2 separate regions of the Mus musculus genome follow, and region 2 is linked to region 1. Evidence: chromatin loops called from intact Hi-C (ENCODE). Cell type or tissue: gastrocnemius. All regions are shown on one strand. Links, peaks and the distances in the headings refer to the core of each region. The heading gives the core; the rest is flanking DNA. Region 1 holds the start of Bmp6 (bone morphogenetic protein 6). Region 2 overlaps Txndc5 (thioredoxin domain containing 5).

What was found. A loop is a pair of places that touch in the nucleus more often than their neighbours do. Peaks named below come from ENCODE experiments on the same cell type or tissue, not always from the same donor. Only the 100,000 strongest peaks of a DNase experiment are listed, where the experiment ranks them.
Region 2: a loop joins it to region 1, with 5 times the contacts of the local background. A loop is called at or near these places in 12 of 42 quality-filtered maps.

Annotation. Positions count from the first base shown.
Region 1 is chr13:38,338,146-38,350,412 of GRCm38, reverse strand. It overlaps Bmp6 (bone morphogenetic protein 6), which reads right to left and starts at 4,697. Exons shown (of 7, transcript NM_007556.3): 1 at 3,826-4,697. The coding sequence starts at 4,480. It overlaps Gm47990 (a long non-coding RNA gene), which reads right to left. Exons shown (of 2, transcript XR_003950672.1): 2 at 6,290-6,534. In gastrocnemius, for the core only: CTCF peaks have their summits at 6,960 (motif pointing left) and 7,653 (motif pointing left); DNase peaks (open chromatin) are centred at 3,938, 4,674, 5,329, 7,654 and 3 more places; H3K4me3 peaks cover 4,145 bases; H3K27ac peaks cover 3,450 bases.
Region 2 is chr13:38,502,852-38,515,118 of GRCm38, reverse strand. Txndc5 (thioredoxin domain containing 5) reads left to right here. Exons shown (of 10, transcript NM_145367.4): 4 at 1,955-2,051; 5 at 4,877-4,992; 6 at 7,139-7,225; 7 at 8,030-8,170; 8 at 10,313-10,395; 9 at 11,559-11,688. Among named protein-coding and RNA genes, the nearest start is that of Gm31834, 19 kb to the left of the region's middle. In gastrocnemius, for the core only: a CTCF peak has its summit at 8,607 (motif pointing right); DNase peaks (open chromatin) are centred at 7,991, 8,623, 9,313, 11,727 and 3 more places; H3K27ac peaks cover 955 bases.

The DNA.
Region 1 (12,267 bases), core at 1,403-9,402:
CAGGCAGAGAGAGAAATTCCATGGGATCAGCACAAGGAAGGAAAGGACCAGGGTGCTGTGCTGATAAAGAGGAGGATGGGGCTTGTAGTAAGAAGGTCTTTGTAGGAGGGTGGACTTTTAACCTAATGCCTAAAGGATATCACTCCAAGGTCACCAAATTGGCAGGCTTGCATAGCAGAGCGTCAAGACATTTTGAGCAATAGAAAAAAAAAAAAAAAAAAAAAACAAATAGCAAATGCCATCTGGGACCCTCATTGGATATAAATTTACAAGCTCACCCAGGCCCTCAGCTGCCACACTGCAACAAGAGCAGACAGCCCTTCATGTCTCAGCCTGTTTCCAAGCCAGGATTTTAAGCAGTCAATATCAACAACAATGAGCTGGACCGAATGACCAGCGTTCGAGCTATGAGAGATTCATCCTGTTGATTCATACTTCCTGATAGTCAGGCTGGCTGACAAAGCTAGGGTGTTTCTAACGTATTTCATGAGCAAATTATTCCTCTAGTCCCAGGGAAGAGGCATGTTTACAGAGATGGGTAGCTTTCCCTCATGCCTTTAACGTGTAACCTCAGCACAGTGGACATTGTACAAACACAGTGGTGTTAAGCTTTGACTTTCTATAGGTTCTTTAATAGATGAGTCATGTACTTACTACTATATCATTCAACATGACATTGATACCAATGAGAAAAAACGCAGACTTCTAACATTCTCAGAGCATCCACATTGCTGAGTTTCAGACCCTTCTTCTACAGGTAAACTCCCCTTACATTCACAGCCATGGTCATCAGGTTTTATCACATTCTAGCCTCTGGTGAAGTCTGTCTTCCCCACTGCTACATGGATTAAGATGAACACCGCTGCTTTCGGGCAGGTGGTAATGCTTGCTGCTTGAACGCCCTCTACCTAGAAGAGGTTTTCTCCTTTCTTCCACGTGGAGTCTAGAACTGGACCTACATTAAGGGTAACTGCAGGAAGCTGCAAGATGAGGTAGAAAGGGTTTGGGGCACAGGGTGGCAACATTCAGTTTCATGTCAGCCTGTCTAGGAATCCACTTGTCCTACTGGTACGCTCCCTTGGAACCTTCAGTCTTTAAAATTCGCTTATGAAAAATAGAAGTCAGATATGACCTCGTGTGCCTGTAATTCCAGTACTCTGGAATTTTGGGCGGGAAGGTTTCCAGCTCTGAAGTATCTTGGGTTACATAGCATAGGCCTGTCCCAAAAAGGAAAGAAGGGATAGAGAGAAGGAAAGGAAAGGAGAAGGAGGGGGAAAGAGTGATGGAGGGAGGGAGGGAGGAAGGGAGAAAGGGAAGGAGGGAGGAAGGAAAGGGAAGGGGGAGGGAGGGAGGGAGGAAGGAAAGGGAAGGAGGAGGGAGGGAGGGAGGAAAGGGAGAGGGAGGGAGGGAGGGAGAAAGGGAAGGGGAGGGAGGATGGATGGATGGAGGTTGGAGGGAGGGAAAGAAGGAGGGTGGAGGGAGAGAGGGAGGGAGGAGGCAGGGAGAGAGGGAGGGAAAGAGAAGGGGTAGAGGAAAAGAGGGGGAAGGAAGGGAGAGAAGGAGGGAAGGAAAGTGGGGGGAGGGGAGTTAAAAACATACCTAGGGAGATATGATGCTAAACTACATAGCCATAACAAAATGAGTTGGCAACCAGCTTCAAACAGTGTGACTCAGAAGCTGTGTGCACTTGTACACCACAGAAGGTCAGAAAAGCAAAGAAAGAGAGGAATCTGAAAGTCACCACACACACACACACACACACACACACACACACACACACACACCTGCCTCAAACCAGATCTTTACATTTCAATTACAATCAAAAATAATGGTTTCTGCACTGTAGAATCACTGGGACAGCACTTTAAAAAAAATAGTGTTTCTGAACTCTGCCCAAACCGCCACGTGCTGACTGGACTGAAATGGAGTTGCCACCGGGGATTCCTAAAAGCCCACATATTATTCTAATGTGCCACAGCATTCGGAAGTCTTCGGGGTTGATTTGGTTTTCTTTGTTTTGTTTTGTTTTTGTTGTTTGTTTGTTTTTTCTTCCAGAGACGATGAATGATGCTTTCTTCAGACATCTTCACCATGGTAGCACACTTAAAAAAAAAATCTAAGGAACTTTTAAAAAATTAAAATCTGTCTGAGCTCACCCACAGGATTCTGCCAATCTCTGGGTTTGAAGAGGGCCAGTCCCAGCACCCAAGAACTTTTTAGGCCCAAAGTGACACGAAGGTCAGCCAGGGCTGAGGCCTAGGAAATGAAAAGAATCAGCCCATGCTACAATAAGAACAATCATGGTCCTCGGAAGCCCTGACCACCCCATCATCAGCAAGTTTCACTGAGTGACATGAGAGACAATTTCCTTAGAATGCTTCCTGGAGGTAGCTCAGCCTTGATTCCAATACACTGTGAGAATTCTTGTCCAATCAGATCCCCTGGTGGTGCAAGTAGCCCGGTTGGCAGGCCCTGAGCCTCCACTCACTGTGAGACTCGAGTTTCATGAATTTCCCAGGAGGGTTTCAGCACTGCCTGGATACTGGTCATTCTGCCTCCACACTTGCCTGCTCCATTAGCTTGCTACTCTTATTTCGTTTTTTTCTCTCTCTCTCACTGGACTCCACCTAGGCGGAACTAAGGATCCTAGATACACTCGCAAAGAACTAAATTAGATACTTAACACTGGGTCATCACTCCTGGCTTGAAGAAGATGGACGGCTCTGATAGGCCTTTTGGCAAGCTCATGCTAACCCTTTCTGAGACCTGGGCACAGGCATGGGTCTCCCCCAGGGAGAAAAAGCCTCACAGAAACCCAGGGGCGGCTGCAGCCACTCTGGGTGTGTCTACTTCCCCAGGTCTACCCACTAGGGACGTGCCTCCTACATCCTTGCTCTATACTAAGTTTATGAATAAAAACTAGCAAGGTTCAGAAGCACTGACTCCGCAGTCTTTCTTACCCCACCTCCCTTTTCTGTTTACAGATGAGAGAAAACTTCGGGGAGGGGGGGACGTGACTCTGTCTGGGTTTGCCACAGAACATTAGTGGCAGAGCCCAATTTAGCCGCCCTCGACTTTCCATTCTGTTGCCTGGCAACGGAGTTCAGTAGAGCTCAGCGGCCAACCCTGGCCCCTACCCCCGCACCCTTTCTCTGCCCCCAGGAGCTTGGACAGCATTGATTGAAGGGTCAACCTTTTGGGACAATGGCCAAGGGCATGAGAGCGCAGGCACTGGGTGGATTACCCCAATTGCGCTGGAATCTCGCCCCATACTGACGCAAGCCCCGCCTGGCGGGGATTGGCACACCTTCCAAGGTCCTGGTGGGACCTTCCTCAGCCACCGAAGCCCTCCTTCCTCAACACCTGTGAATCTCTCTAAAGCATTCAGATCAGGTTCTCGGAGTTCTCAACTGCTGGGGGATTCCCTGACGGTCACTATGGGTAAAGCGGCACTCCGAACGTCCAGGGGGCAATGGAGGACAGTTCAGAGGGGAAAGAGTGCAGAGGACCTTATTCTTAGGAACCTTGGCCAAACTCATTTGCGTTGAAGTGGCCCGAGCTCGTCAGAAATAAGAATACAGGGAAAAGTGCCCCATGTTCCCCGAAAAAGACAACCTCTGCGGGCACCTCTGCGTGTTCCAGCTCCTCCCATTGCAGCGGAGCGCAGGCGAGCACTCGGCCGCGCAGGTGTCCGGAGCACCAGCTGTCCCACATCCCCGCCGCGCGCGCACGCGCGCGCTCCTCCACCTCTTCCCACCACCTGAGCCCAGGAGACTGCAAAGGAGGGATCTACCCTCCGCGCGATGCTACCCCCAAAATCCTTACCCAGGTTCACAAAGCTCATGACCATGTCCGCGTCGTTGAGGAAAGCGCTGTCCTGCGCGCTAGTCAGTGGGGACGCACCGCCACCGGGTCCCGGGGCCAGGAGACTCTTGCGGTTCAAGGAGTGTGCAGCGCCGGGAGACGGCTGCCTGAGCTGGGACGAGCTGGCCCCTCCGTGGGACCCAGGCTCTTGCCCCACACCCTCCGATGCCCCATCCTCTTCGTCGTCATTGGACAGGGCGTTGTAGAGATCCAGCATGAAGAGTGGAGCGGACTTCAGCCGCCCTGGAGGGGGCTCCTCGCGGGCCGTCTGCTGCTGCTGCTGCTGCTGCTGCTGCTGTGGCGGGAGCACCGGGGGCTGAGGCTGCTGGAGACCGTGCAGGGGCCGCGGCCTGTGCGGGAGCCCCAGCACCGACAGGATCTCCTTTTGCATCTCCCGCTTCTCGTGGGTCTTGAGCCGCCGATAGAGGAAGCCCGAAGAAGAGGACTGTGGCGGTGGCTGCTCAGCGCGCACCGGGCTCCCGCCGGCTCCCAGCAGCTGCCCCCCGGCGGCGGCCGCGGCTACCGGCAGAGGGGGCCGCAGTGGCGGGGGGCCGCAGCTGCACAGCAACCCCCACCACCAGCACAGCCACTGCGCCCTCCGCCCCAGCCCGGGCATCGCCGCCCAGCCCGGCTGCCCCCGCGGGGCCCGCGAGGCGTCGAGCGGCGGAGCGAGGCCGGAGCGCGGAGGCTGTGGCCCTCGGAGTGGGCAGCCCCCGCCACCTCTCGGCGGGCTCTCTTCCCGGTCCTGGCACTCAGTCCTTATCTCTCATGGTCATCCGCGGCGCCCCCAGAAGCCCGGGTGGAGAAGAGACGACGGGGCGACGGCCAGGATCCTCCACTCTCCCGCAGGTCTCTGGAGGCGCACGGGCTGAGTGAGCCAGGTGTGTCCTAGGCAGGACTGCGCTGCAGCCGGCGTCCCCGGGCGGGTCACGGCACGGTCACTCGCAGTCTGCACACGTGCGCTGCCCTGAACCCTCAGAGGCGGCTGGCCGAGGGGGGCCGGAGACGACAGATCAAGAGGTGGAGGCGATGCCGGGCACCATCCCCTCGCACGCCTCTCCTGGCTTGTAGGACAGTCGTGAAGTTTACTCCCCTGTGGGTCCCAGGCTGTGGCGTCCCTGCGTCCTAAAAAGCCAATTTTCTCCGCGCGGTTTTAACTTCCCTCTGGTCCGAAACTCAGCGCCCCTCCGCCTTCGGGCACCGTCTCTCCCCCTCGGAATCTCCGCGCGCCTCCCCAAGTGGAGGCGGCCACGATCTAGCTTTCCTCTCGGCAGTCTCTCGGGTGCCCGGAGGATCCCGCTCTCCGAGGCGATGAGAGAGACGAGGAGCGGAACTCGGAACGCAGGCTGCGGCGTCGGCTCGGGGATTCGCAGTCTCCCGCCTCTGCGCACTGCGCTCCCGGCCGCCGCCAACGTGGGCTTTCTGCTGCGCGTCTCGCTCAGGTACCGCACTCAAGCCCAGGAACGCCCTGCCCTACTCGGTAACGGACAGGCTACCAGCCAATGGAGAGGTGACTCTTGCGGGCTATTTACATAGGCCCACCCCCTTCTTTCACCCTCCCTTCTCCCAGGGCCTTGCCTCTGCCTAGCGAGCGTAGGTTTCTAGCACACAGAATTCTTGGAGGCATCAGGAGTTGCTTGGGCGGGTAAGAAAGGCAAAGAGGTCATTGCTAGGAAGACAGATCCGATCACGACCCCGATCTAAACTTTCTTCTTCCTCTGCTAAATAAAAGCAAACACAGCTATTTAATCCATGCCGTTACCGAAGGAGAAAATAGTATGACAGTTTTCTCCTTCTCTGCTCAGTTTCTCTTATTGATGGAATGTAGGCGTTTAGCAGACACGTGGCTCTCAAAGGCAGCTGCTGTAAGTTAAGACACACCCTGCGAGGAAGCTGCTCACACACTAGCTGCAAAGAGGGCAGGACAAGCCAAACCAGAGTCCTGGAGGTTTCCAGTCGGATATTTCAATTTATTTCTTCGTTTGGGCTGCATTTGAGTTCTTAAACTACAACCCAAACGAAAGGGGTTACGATCTGCTAGTGTTACGAGGAAAGCCTTCCCCATCCTCTTGCTAGTCTCTCAATGCAGTTGCCGTTGGCAATTGCATCTTAATGAGCTGAAATGCAATTATTAGACACACCGTTCCAGGTAAAACGTAAAGACGGTGGTAAAGATGGCCTTCAGCCAGGGCAGAAGCCTGGAAAGTATAGAAAATAGCCAGGATAATAAACAGGGCCCTCAACACAGGTTGCTTCTATCCTTGAACAAACTGGGACCACTCCCAACACTGCCTTCTACCAATAAACATGTCAATTCATGGCTCAAATGGCCACTCATCTCTAGATGGTAGAAGCAAATGCCCTTTAAACATGTGAGTCTTTCACCTGACAAGAATGGAAGGATTAGGAAAGAAAATAAGCCACCCACTTTCAGTATTGGTTTATGGGGTCTGAAACATTTTAGATAATTGTTGCTAGGATGCTAGAGACATCAAAAGCGTGCACCGTTTCTTCTGTCCAGGACACTGTACAAGTATGAAGTCACTGCTGTGCTGCTAGAGAGGCCAGGAACTCCACTCAGAAGATCTGAAGTCACAACAAGTACTCATGAGCTTCAAGCTGGGGGCCTCCTCCTTGCACACACTCAGCCACATCTTCTTTGTAAGAGGTCTGACAAGACACATGCGGAATAAAAGAAGCGCAAATTATAAGGGCAGTGAAGACAACACTGGAATCTGTAAAAATAGAAAAACAAACTAAGCCCTAAAGGTACTCCATTAGGGAGTGCCATTTAAAACACAAAAGTGGGCTTGTGGGCTGGTGAGATGGCTCATTGGGTAAGAGCACCTGACTGCTCTTCCGAAGGTCAGGAGTTCAAATCCCAGCAACCACATGGTGGCTCACAACCATCCATAACGAGATCTGACTCCCTCTTCTGGAGTGTCTGAGGACAGCTACAGTGTATTTACATATAATAAATAAATAAATAAATCTTTTTTTAAAAAGCGAGCTTGTGACTCATTTGGGGTATATGACTCTGTGAAAATGAGCCTAGTGAAGAACAGACATGTAGGGCTACACTACTGCCCCCTCTGTAGGGTTCCCCCCCCCTTGTGGCGTGAGTCTAAAATGACATGTAGTGAAGTATTATCAACCACAGTCCTTAACAGCATCTCTAACTCAGGCCTGTCACAGACTCCCCACCCCTACCAAGAGGAATTCTGTTCTCAAAGAATAGTGCTAAAATAAGGGGGTGTTTGGGGGGTGTCTTCAGGTGGTGAGTATGAGAGTCTGAGGAAGCCCCCCCCCCCAAAAAATGTGAGGTAAGATGTCATAAGGTCAGTGACATTCAGCCAAAGGTCACAAGAGATGTGTTCTGCATGTCTATGGTGCACTCTCAACCTGGACATGCCATATTTACAGGAAGCAGGCAGCCAAGCACTTGGGCCCACCTAGTTCAAAGGGATGAATAAAGAGGTATAATCCTAAGAGTTCAATGACATCAGACTGGGACCACAGCTTCTCTATGTATGTCAAGTGAAACTCGGGGTGGAAAGAGAACCTTCATCCATGTCCCTCCCGCTCCTGTTTTCCTGACCACATCCCATTAGAGACTCCACGTGGCCCGGAGGTGTCAGAGCAGAGGACTAGCACAAAGCACACGTGTGATTCTAAGTGGATACAGAATAATGGCATTGAAGGAACTTGTTTGAGCAGGTCTGCCTCCAGAGTTCACTGGAACCTGTGAACACTTGGAGAAAATCAGAGGCCACTTCGCCCCCTGCAGGACACCAAAATATTACTGCCCCTTCCTCTGTAAACCCAGACAAGTTTCCCTCACTTTTCTCTGAGCATCTCTCAAGCATTTGGGGGTTGGGGGCGGGGGCAGAGGAGAAATCTCGTCAAGAAGCCAGATGTGTGAGCCAACCCATAGCAAACATCTGGTTGCTTGGCTGACATTTCATGCAGATGGCCTCAGTCTCTGGAAATAGGTTGTCTGTCCCACCCTTGCCCCACTTCACGAAGTGAAGATGGCCTCACCATAAAGCACAAATTTGTTCCACACGTTTGGTGATACTAGAGACAGGGTGGGAATTCTCACGGGGACACAGAGTAACTCACAGAAAATTCTTAAAAATGCCTACTTTCAAAGTGGTTCCTTACCAGTTGTGGAGAGCTCTATGTTTACAATGTGTTTGGCCTAATAAATTCTGATTTGAAAAGATGGTGCTTGTTAATTTAACATGCCAAATATCCTTGTTTCAAAATGATACTGCTTATCCATTTGATATGCTAAGTGCTCTGTTCTTGCCCATAAACCACATCATTAACAATACACTACAAGTAACCCGGCAGTAACGACACACATCTGTAATTCCAGTAGTTCGAAGCCAGCCTGGTCTACAGATCAAGTTCCAGGACAGCCAGGACTACGTAGAGAAATCTTCTCTCAACAAAACCCAAACCGAAACAAAGCAAAAACAAAACCACAAGTACACTCGTTGATTTTTGTATTCAGTCAGACCCATTCAACTGCTTGGCCCAAAGCCTTAAGCTGTTGCTTTCAAAATTCAACATAGAAGTCCTCTAATATGTGGCTGTAGTTCTTAAAAGCCTGAGGTCTGCCCTCCCCGAGTCCTTGGGACACTCCACTCATAAAATCCTAAACTCTCAGCATTATAATTAGCACAAGGTTGGAGGAGTTTGACATCAATTCCAAAATATAATAACTCACTCACTCACATTTTAAAAATACCAGTTTGGGTTTAATGAAAAGGAACTATGTTAAGTAAATGTTTGCTGAGTGCGAGAGATGAACATCAGAGTGTTAAATAAATATTGCTTCTGAAAGCTACACCTGTAAGACAAACTTCAAAATATGTGTCTCATCCCAAAGTCTGCGGTCACATGCACAGTCCCTCACACTATCCCATCACTGTCTGTTCAAAAATGTTGGGCATTCACACTTCAAAATGTCACTCGGACCATCATATTTTCCAACTCGGAGGACATCTGGTGGCAAAGCGAAAAACTAATATATAAATCTGTTTCCAGAGATTTTTTTTTCCACACTGTAACCCAAATAGCAAATCTGTTATTTATTGAGTCTCACTTGTCTCACGCACTCAGACCTTGTACTCCTAGAACCCAAACTGTCTATAGAATTCCAAACAATGAAGTTATCAGTGGAATCCAGTCGACTCATTAAGCCATTTCTGAATTTTTCATTGGCTAACTGGTATGTGTACATGAAGTCACATTTTTATGTTTAAATTGAACCAAACAATACATCTCCATTTCTCGTTTTATTATCCCTGAAGAGGTTGGTTCTGAGAAAGCACTGGACATATGTTTGTTGGGTAGGGCAGGGTTCCCTGACCCGTCAGCCTCTGGGGTCCATGGCATTCTATGAACCACGTGTGTCTCTATTTAGCAGGCTGCATGAAACTATGTCATATTGGGCTGTCAGTCCTTTTAAGGAGCAAAACCATATGGTGTCATGCAGAGGCCAGAAAGAAAAAAAAAAAGTCCACACTGAATAAATGCAGGTTAGAAAGGAAAGTCACATGGGGCAAGGAGGATGGTGCACAGTTGTAATCCTAGTGCTGCAGAGGCTAAGTCAGGGTGGTCTTGAGTTCCACACCATCCTGGCCACATAGTGAGCCCTGTTTCAAAAATAAAAATAAAATAAAAATCAGTATCATTGACTTTTAGCTTTGAAAGAAGAACAAGACCATATACCTACCCAGTCTATCTACACAGTCATTCGTTTAACAAATAATGAAATGTCTGCTGTGTGTTGGGCAGGGTCCTAAGCTGAAGACACCAGAGAACTATACCTACCTGTGGTCTAAACTGGGGAGTGGACGATCGGAAACTACAGTGGGATGAACAGTGTACCACAAGTTGCTGGGAATTACACTCCAGCTGATACAGCTAAGTGAACAGCGTTTCTACAGTGTGCTACAAAAGTAAAAGATAGGATTAAAATTGGTAAACAGGCAACCTCAAGACGAAACTGGTCCTGGATTATTCAAGGGGCCCAATAGAATCCCAAGAGTCTTTAAAAAGAGCAGACATCAAGAGAAAGTCATAGCCCAAGAGAGACTTGACTAGTCTCATTGGCTTCAAGGTGGCAATGAGTTAGGGAATGCAAAGGGCACAGCTCACAGGTATCAAGTTAACAGCAACCCCAGCTCTGATTGCTAATCACGTCAACAACCAGAACGAACTTATAAGCAGATGATTGGTCAGAGCCTACAGATAAGAGCTGAGGGCGGGGACCTCTTGTCCTCAGTCTATTGGGACCTTTCCATGGAGAAGGGATTGACATCATCCAGACTTCACACCCTCAGAACAGAAGGTGGAAGTGTGGGTTGTTTTCAGCCACTAAATGGGTGATGTTTCAGCAGATATTTCAGCAACAAACCAAACAAACCAAACACATATGTATTTGGATGGTAAGTAATATGGAGGATGTGTAGACAGGGGGAAGGGTAGAAGCACATGGGTGCTTAGGGAAGGCTTCTTGAAGAAAGCTGCTTTGGGGTGAAGATATGGTAGATTAAAGGAAATGAGCTAGGAGGGTATCCTGAGAAGAGGCTTTTGGGCCATGGAAATAGTGCATGCAAACCCCTGTGCCAAGGACATGCCTGAGGATCCTGATAAAGAGCAAGAAGAGGCTACAGTAGGGTGCATCAGAAGGAATAGCAATGGGAAATCCTGTCGGAATGTTGGTATACTAAGATGTTATAGGACAATGGACACCCTGGGAAGGACGTTGGCTTTCATACTCTAAAATAAATAAGGAAACAAATAAAAAATAGAAGTAAAGGCTTGAGATGGCACAACATAGACACATCTTGCCAACATGCACACGAGAAAGAACACATCCTCTCATTGCATGGGTGTGAAGTTCAGTCAGGTTGAATTCATTTAGACGACAGTTGAGTAGCTCCTTTTCAAAAATAAAAAATAAAAATAAAATATCACGAGAGGAATGATAGCTTGAAGCCCAACAGAAGCTTTCCAACTGTTGGTTCATTTTCTCACGTGGGTGGAGCACATACAGGTAAAGTCAATTTTCTTAATTATAGGAGTGTTTTGTCCATGCTTTACACAGTTTGCTGTATGCAGTAAATACTTTTTGATCAGAAATAAAGCAATAGCATCAAACAGGTGTGAGTTGCAAGGGTCATTGGATGACTCTGAGCAGAGGAGAGACAAGAGCCATGTGTGAAGAGACTCTTTTGTGCCACTGGACTTTGAGTATAACATTCTCATTGCAGATCCAGGAAGACCAGCAAGGAACCTTTTGTTTATGATCAAGAGGAAAAGGATTCACAGCAACCCTTAGTGGGAAACAAAATGCAGGGGAAATGATGGGTCCCGACAGATTCTGAAGACAGAGCCCAATGTCAAGGAGATGTGCTAAGCTCATACAAAATCAAGTCATTACAACCTCTATTCCTCTGCCCTTGGCTGAGAGCCTAAGTCAAGCTCCCTAAAGGTTATTGTAATGCTAAGGAGCTGTGGAAAACGTATAACTGTCTGCCCCTGGAGTACAGAATCTACCCCAAATGATCAGAAGCTTGCTATGCAAGCACAACTTCAAGACAAGTCCCCGAATAGCCTTTTAGAGATCTCTCCACTGCTGAATCACTCCCAAGACTCAAGGACCCCAAAAGGAAATAGCTTTACACAAACTTCTGTAAGTCACACATGATGGTTCCACTGTTCCAGCACTTGGGGCCCTGTGGTGGGAAGGATCAGCCTGGGCAACATAACAAGACCTCATCTCAAAGGTAAACAACAAATGAAAAACCTCCAGTGGTATCCTGGATGGTTAGTATGAGAGACAGGGAGAGAGAGACACAGACACAGACACAGACACAGACACAGACACAGACACAGACACAGACACAGACACAGACACAGACACAGACACAGACACAGACACCACAGACACAGACACAGACACCACAGACACAGACACAGACACAGACACAGACAGACACAGACAGACACAGACACAGACACAGACACAGACAGACACAGACAGACACAGACACCACAGACACAGACACAGACACCACAGACACAGACACAGACACAGACACAGACACAGACACAGACACAGGCACAGGCACAGGCACAGGCACAGGCACAGGCACAGGCACAGGCACAGGCACAGGCACAGGCACAGACACCACAGACACAGACACAGACACAGACAGACACAGATAGACACAGACACAGACACAGACAGACACAGACAGACACAGACAGACACAGACACAGACACAGACACAGACAGACACAGACACAGACACAAACACAGACAGACACAGACACAGACACAGATAGACACAGACAGACACAGACACAGACAGACACAGACAG
Region 2 (12,267 bases), core at 4,040-12,039, 160 kb before region 1:
GAGGTCCGTGCACATGTGTGCAGTTGCCTTGGAGGTCAGAGGAGCTGGTGTTCCCAGTGGCTGTGAGCTGTCTGAGTGGGTGTCGGGAACCACACTCTGGTCCTCTGCAAGAACAATGGACACAAACTGCTGAGCCATCTCTCTAGCCGCCTCGTTCATTTCTTACTGCTGGCATTTTATATCGTTTGTGCTTGTTGGATGACTATGCTCCTGTTGGTAGAGTTGGTAAGCCAGCATTTACACCGCCCTGCCCTGCTTGGCCTTGGGAGCAGACGACTTCTCAGCTAGAGATCAGCTGTGTTGGTCTCTGTGGCCTCTTGGGTAGGTTCGCCGGGCAGCCGTGTTAGTAAACACGCTTGTACTTGTGATGAGGTGTCGGCCGACCTTGATCTTACCTCCTTAGCTTTCCTTGTCCTCTTCACTGTCATCCTCTCTAGGCTGTCTGTGGTGAAGAGGGCCTGTGGAGTTGTCACCTGTAACCCCATATGTGTTCGGTGTTACTGGAGTCCCTTGCTCTGCTGAGCCCTGATTGTCAGCATACCCTTCCCCCATCACTTGCCTCTGCTGCTGCAATTGTGTGTCCGGTGGGCTCCACACATGCAGTACAGTGAGAACTGTCACCTGTGGTAGGGCTGGTGTCCTGAGCTCTGCATCTCGCCTCCTTTTCCCACTCTCAGTATCCCAGAAGTTCTGTTGGAATCGTGAGGAGGACCTCTACAAGGCAGCCAGCATCTCTAAGGGTTATGTGTGGTCAGTTGCTTATTGCCTGTAACGTTTCTCCTTCAAAACCTCAAGCTGCAGTGCCTTTCTGTCCCCCACACTGGGAAGGCTCTTCCCAGGTTCTCCTGTGTGGTGATCTGCTGCATGCTTCTGTTGGTGAGGACGTGTCTGTTTCTTATACTGTTCTCTAGTTCTTCCTTGGGATTATGTCGGATCCTCATGGCAGACGCTGCCTGCGCCTCTGTTGCCTGTGGTACCTGGCATGGTGTCAGCGGCTCTGGCTTTGGGCATGGGCTGTGGCTCTTGGAGCTTAGCCTTGGTGTTCATGGTTATGATGATGAAGTGGCTTGGACTGGCTGAGGCTCCTCCGGGGTGTGATGGGAACAAGGCCGGAGCTGCTCAAGTTTTAAATAGCTTTTATTATAGTACATTGTTGTGATTTCTATTTTATTAGTTATTATTAAATCCCTCATTGTGCTTCACTTATAAATTCAACTGTCATGGGCACACATACTCAGGAAATGAAGTAGATACAGGGCTTGGTTCTATCCATGATTTCAAGCGTGGGCTCTGGGGGTGTGTCATCGTCAGTAAAGGATGGCCCCTGTCCTGGCAGAAGATCCTTTGCAAGGCTGTGTCCTTCTGTCCCAAACCTTGTCTCAGGAATTACCTTAAGGTTTAGCTCACAGGGCCTACCTGGTCCCGTTCCCTGGTTCCTCTTGCTTGTTGAGTTCTGGGTTCTCATGACTGACCTTTCTGTTGGTCTTTAGTGGCTGCTTCTCTGCATGCTTTCCCTGCCCCGAGTAGGAGCTGAGGGTCACCAGGACCCTTGTGATTTTGCCTCCAGGTTTGCCTGTTTACCTTTGTGTCTTAGCTCCTTCCTGTGTAGAGAGGCTCATTGGGAATTTACTATGAATCCTGTGGGGAATCTCCGATCAGGTTCAGGAAGAGGGCATGGTTTCCTGGGTGTACAGACTTCAGTTGGTTTCTTTGGTTGGTTGAATTTGGGGCGGAGACAACTGCCCTGGGGCTCAAGCCAGTAGGGTGGGCCTGGTGCTAAAGCACCCAGAGTTCTTCTTGGCGGGGGAACTTCCTGTGTGACCTTGTACAGGTGTGAGATAGACAGGAGGGCAGATAGACATTTTTAGATTCTAATCAACAAGGCCTGGTCCTCCTCCACGCCTCGATTGCATCCTCAGGTACAAACCTACTATTGATTTTCTTCTTCCATTAGACACCGGAGCCGGAAGCGGAACCACCCAGAGCCCCTGAGCTCAAACAGGGGTTGTATGAGCTCTCGGCCAACAACTTTGAGCTGCATGTTTCTCAAGGTAAGGATGGGACTGGTGACCACGGCTCGGGGCTGGCTTTTCCTCTTGCTATCTGAGGACTCATAGCAATATCTAGTCGAAGCTCACTTTGTCTCTTCAGCACCATTTGGACTGTTGCTTAATGAGCCCGCTCTTTACGATGTATTTCCTCCTTTTTCGTCCTTGTAGACATGCCTGGCCTAAGCCTCTGCTAAAGTTGAGAGCACACTAGGCACACACAACAGCCTTGGCTAAAAAAGTCTTTATTAATGGCATGGACTTGTTTATTTGTTGGAGGCCGAGAGAAGCATGTTTCTTACTTGTTTAAACAGTGTAGTAGGACTGTTAAAACTATGAATCAGATTAGGTGTTCTTTATATACTGACTTTGGAATCGGTTTCCTCAATATCTGCCCGCAGTCTCCACTGCGAATAAAACACAAACCTCCCCTTGTTACCACATGGACAGGGTTCAGACGTTGGCTCAAGCACATATGGGCAGCAAGTAGACACCACTTCCTTGCTGGCTCTGTTATCAAGTGCTGCCACAGAGAGGAACCCCCTGGAAGACTGGGTTGCACACACTGTGAAAAAGGACTTAGAAGCCTGTGTCCCTGCTGGGAGCCTGGTGTCCCCCTCACCACCTGCCTTACTCAGCAACTTTATCATGGTGTCCTCCGTTGCTACTAGAATGACTTATATAATCAGCACTGCTGCTCCAGCAGTGGGACCTGGGTGTTTCCCCTGGGAAGTCAGACTGACTTGGGCTTGTGTAGAATATTTACATTCTACACAGATCCCCTCATCCTAGACAGTCAGTTTCCCGCTGGCCAGCCAAGCTCCACCCATCGCAAGCGTCTCTTGCAGGACACACCCTGAAGCCCCCACGTGGTTGTGCTTCAGGCTCGCTGAGGCTTTTTCTTCACAAGGCAGCTATGGCTTCTTGCCCTTGCTGGCTTCCCATGGGGCTGCTTGGATTCTGGGAGTTCAGTCTCCATCTTGCTGCCCGGGGTCTGTACTGCACATGGCTGCATAGAGACGGTGTTAGCCTCGAAGATCAGTTGCTCATCATTTCAAATAAGCGATTCACTATTTCCCTGGAATGCGTTATTGGCCTAGCTTCAGCCATCAGTGTGGCTGCTCACTGCTACACGCTGTGTGGCCACTGCCTGACATCTGCTGTGAGTCCTCTCCTGACCTGGGGCTGCTATCAGCCTAATGTAGAAGCAGATCAACCAGATAGAAAAATGTGTCCAGAAAATCATGTTGTGAGGACTTTATATTTTTTCTTTCTTTTTTTTTTTTTTTTAACTCACCAGGAGCGTTATTTATTTATTTTAAAACCTGGTTTTGTTGTTGTCGTTGTTGTTTGTTTGTTTTTGGCAAACAAATGATAAGTACAAAAAGAATTGACAGGGCTCAGTGAAGGCAGTCTTCCGTGACTACACCACAGCCTGTTTTGTACCACCCATACCCCAGGCCTCTCTCCCATTCCCTACCCAGAGGCCAGCCCTTGCTCTTTGTGTGGAACCCATGCCTGGGTTTGGGGCCTCATAGCTCAGGTGTGCACTGGTGAATATTCGACTTCAGTCTGCTCATCTGACATATATGATGGTTCAGTTTAATGCTCCTGCCCCTAGGCCTAGGTTGGATTTTATGGACTTTTTTAAATTAGGTATTTATTTCATGTACATTTCCAATGCTATCCCAAAAGTCCCCCACATCCTCCCACACCCACTCCCCCACCCACCCACTCCCACTTCTTGGCCCTGGCGTTCTCCTGTATTGAGGCATATAAAGTTTGCACGACCAGTGGGCCTCTCTTTCCACTGATGGCTGACTAGGCCATCTTCTGATACATATGCAGCTAGAGACACGAGTTCGGGGGGGGGGTACTGGTTAGTTCATATTGTTGTTCCACCTATAGGGTTGCAGATCCCCCCATCTCCTTGGGTACTTTCTCTAGCTCCTCCATTGGGGGCCCTGTGATCCATCCAATAGCTGACTGTGAGCCTCCACTTCTGTGTTTGTTAGGCCCCAGCATAGTCTCACAAGAGACAGCTGTATCGGGGTCCTTTCAGCAAAATCTTGCTAGTGTATGCAATAGTGTCTGCGTTTGGAGGCTGATTATGGGATGGATCCCCGGGTATGGCACTAGATGGTCCATCCTTTCGTCTCAGCTCCAAACTTTGTCTCTGTGGATTTTATGAATCTTAAATGCATTTGTACACTCATTGAAGGCTGAGGGTGTCTGTGTCAAGGTTCTGTTGATCTACATGTTCCCCAGCATTTCTTTCTGCATTCTTTGCTGAGCACATATGGCTTGTGGACCTGCAGAATTCTCTGAAGTCTGGACTCTGCTGGTCAAATCTCTGGTAGATCACATACCACCTTGTCATGGTTTTCCCGTATATGCTTTGGAGGGGTGCTGGAGGGCCTTATGACTGCTAGTGCCTCTGACGATCTGTTGCCTGTGATTGGAGCAGTACTCATGGCCACTGTGTGGGCCCTCCCTCATCAGATTAGTTGGTGCTAACTTCATTTATCACTTGCAGTGTTAGGTCGAGAAAAAGAGGCATGGTAAATGTGCAGCTCTTTCCCTTTTTGCCAGTTTTCTTTTAGCATGAGTTGGTTCTCTGTTACCCTTCAAAGATGACCAATTTGGTTTTGAGTTATTGTTTTGAATGCCCATATAAACAAACATAGGTGGTGGTGAGCCCCTTTTCTCAGAAGGACTTGAGATCTCTAAGCAAGGGAACAAAGCTGTATTCTTGAGTCCAGCATTTGGTTCTGTGGTGTAAACCCATTGCCTCTTCCTGTTCCTCTCCGCCTTGGCCTTCCCCGCAGGCAACCACTTTATCAAGTTCTTCGCTCCGTGGTGCGGTCACTGCAAAGCTCTGGCTCCAACCTGGGAGCAGCTGGCTCTGGGCCTTGAACATTCTGAAACCGTCAAGATTGGCAAGGTAAGTCCAAGCCCGTGTTAAACTGGAACAGTCTGCCTTGGGCCAGATTAATTAGCAGAGTAGTCCATTATTCATTCTGTGTGCAAAGTTGCAAACTTGATTTATTAATTCCAGTTAGTGTGCCACTTGACAATTCATTTCACCTTCACAGATGGCAGCCTGGTTTTGGAGTCTGCTGGCTTTTCCACAGGATGGAGATACATTATGGCCTTGGCCAATTTATTCTGAAGGAATGGCCAATTCTGAATTGGCAGCCCTGGAGCTGTGCAAAGATATGGGGTAGAGCCTTGTAGAATGTTCACTGGGTATCTGTGGAGCTCAGCCAATAGCTTTCCTGAAGGGTCCTTCCTGGGTTCTGCACTCACACAGGATCACAGCAGACCCTTTATGGCGAACCCTCTTTTCCACTGCTAGCCACAGTTCCTTCCAACTGTTCAAACAGAGAAGCCAGAAGGAATGTGTAACAACTTCTGTGTGCCCGGGCTTTCTGGAACTGTCTAGAGCAGCCCCTGGGCTTCTGGCTACTTTTAATCTTATTGACTTTGTGATGCTCACCAGTCGCTCACTCTCTATGGAATTCCTCTAGAAAAATGTCTCCTTTCCCCACGTGCTGCAGGGCTTGTTTGCATACAGAAGAGGTGCCTCGTGTCTGGGTATGACGATCAGAAGCAGAAGCTGGGGGTGGTAGACCTGGCAGGCTGGCCCTGGTTGAGATGTCTCCCCTCAGTTACTTCTTTGCAGAAAGGAAACAAGATGGATGGCTGGGTGGTGTATCGGCAGATGAGAGTCTGCTGTTTAGCATGGCCCTTGGGGGTGGGGTGATGCTGGGCACATTGTTATTCTCACCGTGAGTTGTATGGATTCTATCCTTTTGTCTGTTTTGCTTTCAATGTCGTAGTCTACCATTGACGGATAATACAGTGACTGACATGATCAATAATGCTGATTATTTCAGTCGTTGAACATTGTGTGGAAATACAAGGCGAAAATACATCTTGCCTTCTGTCCTGCATCCGTCTTGGCATCCTTACTTCAAATTAAGAGTTTTTGTGGGAGGTGATTTGTCTCTACTTTATTCAGTAAAGGCTCTGAGCAGAAGCAGACATGAGCAGTCACAGGCTGTGAGGGACATTGCTTTAGACAGGACCCTCCCTGGAGAATGCTTGTGCCCCTCACAGACCTAGCTGGAAGCTTCCTGGACCTCATTTTAACACCTAATGGCTCTTGCTGCAGCCTTACCGCTTAACATAGTTTAAACCCCATTTTATTGACACAGTGAAAGCCAGCTTAGTTCCGCTTGGCCAATTTTAATGATTAAAAAAAAAAATTAAAAAATAATGCTTGTAAAAATATCAGGCAAGCAGAATCTTGCTTTACATGTAGTAACCTGAGCCAGGCCTGATGGTACAGGTCTCTAATCTCAGCTATTCTGGAGTCTGAGGCAGGAGGATTACAAATTCAAGGCCAGCTGGGACAGCTCATTGGGACTCTATCTCAAAATAAAAATATCTTAAGAAAAGGGCAGGGGATGTAGCTCAGCTGTGCTTGCCTCCTATGAACAGGTCCCTGGGTTCAGTTCCCACCAGAATAAATAGCTACTGAAATGCTTACTTGGACAAGTTTCTAATGCTACGCTTACTGAATGCTCTTATTAAACACGGGCCACTTGCTCAAGTTTGTCGGGCTGTGTGCACAGGAACTGAACTACAGGGACCTGTGCACATGCTAACATGCTTTGTCACTGAGCTGTCGTCGTCCCCCCCACCCTTGATTTGAAACTATGTAAGTGCCAGTGATATCAGGTTTCCTAGCATTGGGAAATGCCCAGGTGAGTGTCCGGTGAGTGTCTTACTCTCTGCAGCCTGCCTCACACTCCTTCCCACACGATGGGACTTCCTAGACCTGCCATTTTCAGTTAAATTCAAATAAATCCCACATCTCAAGACAAATCTCCTCACCACGTTCCATTAGCGTGGGTGGATTTGTGGGTGGCTTCTAGGCAGAGTCTTCTTAAAGCTTGCAGATTGCTACCACGGTTGCTCTGGGATCTGGATTAAAACTTTATTTTTTAAGTATAAATGGTCTGATAGTGCCTTTTGCAAGGCTGTGGAGAAGCCAGCTGAGTGCTCTGTGGTTCTGTTTTCAGGTTGACTGCACGCAGCACTACGCTGTCTGCTCAGAGCATCAGGTCAGAGGCTATCCAACTCTGCTCTGGTTTCGAGATGGCAAGAAGGTATGTCTTTTTTTTTTTTTTTTTTTTTTTTCTTTTTCTTTTTTTGGTCTTTCGAGACAGGGTTTCTCTGTGTTGCCCTGGCTGTCCTGGAACTCACTTCGTAGACCAGGCTGGCCTCGAACTCGGAAATCCGCCTGCCTCTGCCTCCCAAGTGCTGGGATTAAAGGCGTGCGTCACCACCACCTGGCTAAGAAGGTAGGTCTTTAGCTCCTGTGTGCTGTGTGGGGATAACCTTTCCACTAGCCACTGTGGCTGAGTTACTGAGAGTGTACAGATACAGGAGATGGCTACTGTCGGCTGTTGGAGGAACGTGTACTGTTTAATGCGTGTGAATGTGTGTGTTTCCCTTTACTGATAGACCTAGTAAATACAAAACTGGCATTTGCCAAACTGTTCTGAGGCATTTTGGTAAGCTTGGGTTTCCACTGAAATTAGACACCTGTGCAGGCCCTGGACGCCTGTGCTCCGGTATGAACGACCTTTTAGCCCTCAGAAGGAGATTAATCTTTGCTCCTGGTGGGGTTCTGCCTCCCCTCTCCTTCAATGCCTTGCCCATGGTTAGCATCTCAGAATTCTCAAGGAAGTCAATGGATGAACAGCTAGCCCCTACTTTAGACTCTGATGATGTACAGCTTGGGATGGGGGTGATGAAATCAATCTAATTTCCCATCTGAGTGGGAGTGTCTGCTCACAAGAGACACACACACGGCTGGCGCTGAGACTCCTGATAGGGGTCTAACCGGACAGATGGGGTGGGATGGCATACGACCAAGAATGCTGACCGAGCCCGTGTGTCTTGGACAGGTGGATCAGTACAAGGGAAAGCGGGACTTGGAGTCACTGAGAGACTATGTGCAGTCCCAGCTGCAGGGTTCAGAGGCAGCTCCGGAGACTGTTGAGCCGTCAGAGGCCCCAGTGATGGCTGCTGAGCCCACGGGTGACAAGGTAGGTGTTTGTCAGAATGGGGAGGGAGAGGGACCTGAGTATCTATAGAGTCTTCTCACATGGGGTCTTCTGAGTGTGAAATTGTTTCTGGTCTACTGCTACATGCACCTCGTGGACAAGGTCAGCAGAGGTGTCCCTTGAGAATCCCTGAGGGAAGATGCTTGGTGTCAAGCCTCCAGAGTCTGTCCGTTTGCTCTAGTTACTTGGGAACGATGTGTATGTGAGAGTTTGCTGTGACTCTTCTCCGCTGCCCTGGCCCCATTTCTGTTCCCTCCTGAGCTGGCCGCTGTCATTTCACTTTGGCCCCGTAGCAAAGGCTCTTGGGAGATATGCATCAGGAAGGGCTATGGAGAAGATGGGGTAGCCGGATCGCAAAATGTGTCATCCATTAGGTAGTCACCAACGAGGTAGTCAGCCTAGAGAGAAGAGACATGAGCAAGTTGCCAGATGGGGGCGCATGGGAGCCAGATACGGTCAGGAGAATCAGCTGTTGGGTATCAGGAAAGCACTGGGAGGAACTAGGTCCAGTAAAGGGGTGCCAAAGAGCAGCCAGGGATAGAAGCTTGGAGGGTGGAGCCCTGGCAGGTTGGAGTAGGTCAGCTTCAGGAAGATGATGTGCAGTTGCTGAGGCATTGGGCTCTGAATGACAAGGAGACCCCAAAGCAAGGGTGAGGCAGCGGGGGCAGGAGGAGGGGAGCCTAAGGATCCCACTCTAGTGAGGATAGTTCAGGGGGTGGGGCAGGGGGCAAGAAAAGAGGCGGGTTCTGAGGTCACTCCAATAGGAGGAGTCTTTGGCCAATGGTGGCAGATACCCAAACACAGTAAGAAGTGGGGGGTGGGACATTTGGTTGCCTGGGACTGGTTTCCAGGTTGTATATAAGAGAGGATGGAGCAAACACTCAGTGCAGCACTCAGGACCAGGGCAGGAGGGCCACAGTGAGTGACAGGTAGCAGTTAAAGTCTATGGGAGGATCTGTGTATATTCCATGCAGATTGCCTAGTCATTTCATGGGTGCAAATCCTTGGACTGTGGACTAGGGAGGCCCCTGGCACCAGCATCTTGTGGACACCAAGGTATAACTGTGGGGACAGTGTTGTCTCAGCTCCCACTGCTGAGCTCGTCCTTTGACAGTGGGACACTGGGGGTCATGGGCCGGTCCCCTGGGATGAGGGCAGTGACTCACTGAATACCCGTCATGTAGAGAGAGGGTGACGCACACTGGAACTCAAGAAAACTCAGTACTTGGAAATTGGATACATCAGTGCTGTCAGCTGCCCCTGCCCGGGCAGCAAGAAGCCTCCTCAAGCTTAGGGTCTCATTCCTTAAGTTTTGGTTTAAGAAACATGACCACCCACGTTAGGGGAGCATGTGTGTCATCCCTAACAGGGTAATTACACATTGCAAGTGCTTTCATCAAACACCATGGCTATTTATAACGAAGTTTTCCATCTCTAATCTGGCCTCCCGGAGAACATGGCTGCTTATCTGGATGTAGGATGGTAGTGTTTGTAGTCAGTACATGGATCCCGTGTACCGACTGTTGGAGGTCCAGATTGTGTGATGAATGCACCCCAGCGCCTCTGAGGGGGCTGCTGAACACTGGCATGAAGAACTGTTTAAAATGCCTGAGTTGGGTCCATGCAGTTTTTTGTACATCAGAGTACATAGAGGCCCTTTGATATGGGTATAATAAAAACCATCCACCACACCCGTGCAACAGGTCCCTGTTGGCTAGAAGAGGATGCTTGAAGATAGGCAGGGCAGGAGAGAAACACAGCATGTGAGCTCATGCAGACCTACAGAGGCATCTTGGGCTACAAGCCTGGGAGCTATAGGCCTAGCCTAGAATGGACTGGTCCATGCTGCAGAGCCCTGGTAGACAGTACCTGAAGCCCATGGGCTGATTATGGGTAGAACAGAGGTCTGGGAAGTGGGAAGGTCTGTGAAGGGTCTCAGTGTCCTGCCCACAACCCCTCGGCAGCTCTTGGACTTGGTACCCTGGTCCCTGTGCCAATGTCTCTGTCCATCAAGAGATCATATGGCTGCCCTGCATGTAATTTGTAGGCTGCTCTGGCCAGATCCCATCTTCTGCCCTGTTCTGCTCTAATCAGTGTGTTTAAATTGACCTTTCTCCCCTGAAGGGCACTGTGCTGGCACTCACCGAGAAGAGCTTCGAGGACACTATTGCACAGGGGATAACCTTCGTCAAGTTCTATGCTCCGTGGTAAGTTGCCATCTCAGACATTGTGCCAGTGCTCCTTGTCACAGCATGTGTCTCAGCGGAGTGGGCACGGGTCACACTCACACGTAGGCCACCTTGCAGGAAATGACTCTACTGTACCCCGTGCAGCAACCGTTATTTTAGAGAGGAAGATGAGCATTCACTTTTAAAGCTCAGCCTACTTAGGCACAAACAAAACCATCAGTGAATTGTGATGGGCTCAGCTTTCTCGTCGAGCCATTCAGTACGTGACCTAGTAACCCAAACCTTCCTGGCACGGGGTCCTCGGGGACTAGAATCTCAGTGGACGGAGAGCAAACCGAGACCTAGATAGCCTGGCACTGGAGGACAGATGGGTTCTATGACTTCCATGAACAGCTGTAACCTGCATGTCCTGTGATGGCCCTGAACCTCAGTTTCCTTATGTCTTTGTCAGTACAGTCCATTTGAACAAGCACAGTCCATAGAGATGATCAACCCAAATACACAGTGGTCACCGTGACACCCCTATCAGCTTGGTGCTTCGTGCACTCGGGGGTGCTGCTGCATGCAGGTGTGCTGCTAAGGAGGATGTGACCCGTGAGTTGGGCAGCTTTTGCCCTTGAATAGAAAGGAGACTCAGGCCTGAAGTCTTAGCACCAGGGATGCTAAAGCAGGAGGACTGTGAGTTCGTGGCCAGCCTGGGCTACAAAGAGAAACAAAGGAGAAAGGGTGCCACACAATGCTATTAACCTTTTAGTTTAGAAGCCCCCAGAGCTGTACAGATAGGTGAGTGGAGAGAGAAGTGGGGAAGGCAGAAAGAGAGCAAACGGCAGCAAAGGGAAGATTTGAGCAGAGCTCTGTTGTGAATGACCTATCAAGGACGCCCTGCCCAGGCAGTGCAATCTACACCATCACTGTGTGACCTCACATGTGATTCCCGCTCCCCCTGCTGCTCACGGTCACTTTAGGTGTCAGCCCTGCTCACCATTCTGTGAGATCAGAGTCTAACTTTGCAAACCTGCTCACTTCTGTCAGGCTACCAAAGGTGGCAGGGCTTTCACTTCCTCCTTAGGAGAGGAAGGGCGGGCCCATGTGCACCCAGTGGGAGAATTTGGTGGTTTTAACTGATTCTACGAGGGTGTGGTGACCAGATCTTGGTACAGCTAACCCCTGCTCTCTTCTAGGTGTGGCCACTGTAAGAATCTGGCTCCTACCTGGGAGGAGCTCTCTAAAAAGGAATTCCCAGGCTTGTCAGATGTCACCATCGCAGAAGTGGACTGCACCGCTGAGCGCAATGTCTGCAGCAAGTACTCGGTGGGTACCTCCGGGAGGAGGCGCGGGGGAGGGGCGAAATGTGCCTGGAGGTGGAGCTGAGGATTGGATCAGTGCCCCAAGGGACCTTCACTCAGCATCATGGAATGAGTTGGCTCACTCTGGCCAGGCCTCCCTAGAGAGTGATTTGTATCTTGAGTTGTGCCATTTGAGAAAAAAAGGGCCTTTTGCAGCAGAGGAGGCTGGCCTTTCAGAGTGGGGCTCTGGGTTCTTGCTGGGGTCTAGCTGTACGGTCCTAAGATGTGACGTGTTGGGAGTGGGGTACTGCCTGCTGACCGGCTGTTGGGCGGCGGACGTGGGGGGATAAAGGGGTGGGAGAAAACCTGCGTCCCACCAGAGTTCCAGTGCTCTGGACGGGTGGACGTGAAGGACTTCCACTTGCTCTCCACTCAGCCCCGGGTCTGGCTGTGGGAAGCCACGGACCCCAGCCCTCGGGGGATGAAAGGGGTCCAAGGTCTCTGGGCCTCACGGAAGCCAGAGATAACAGTTTTGTCTTGGACATCCCAGACGCTGCTGTCTGTCTCGGAAGAGCTGAGAACAAAGTGGGGGCCCCAGGGGCAG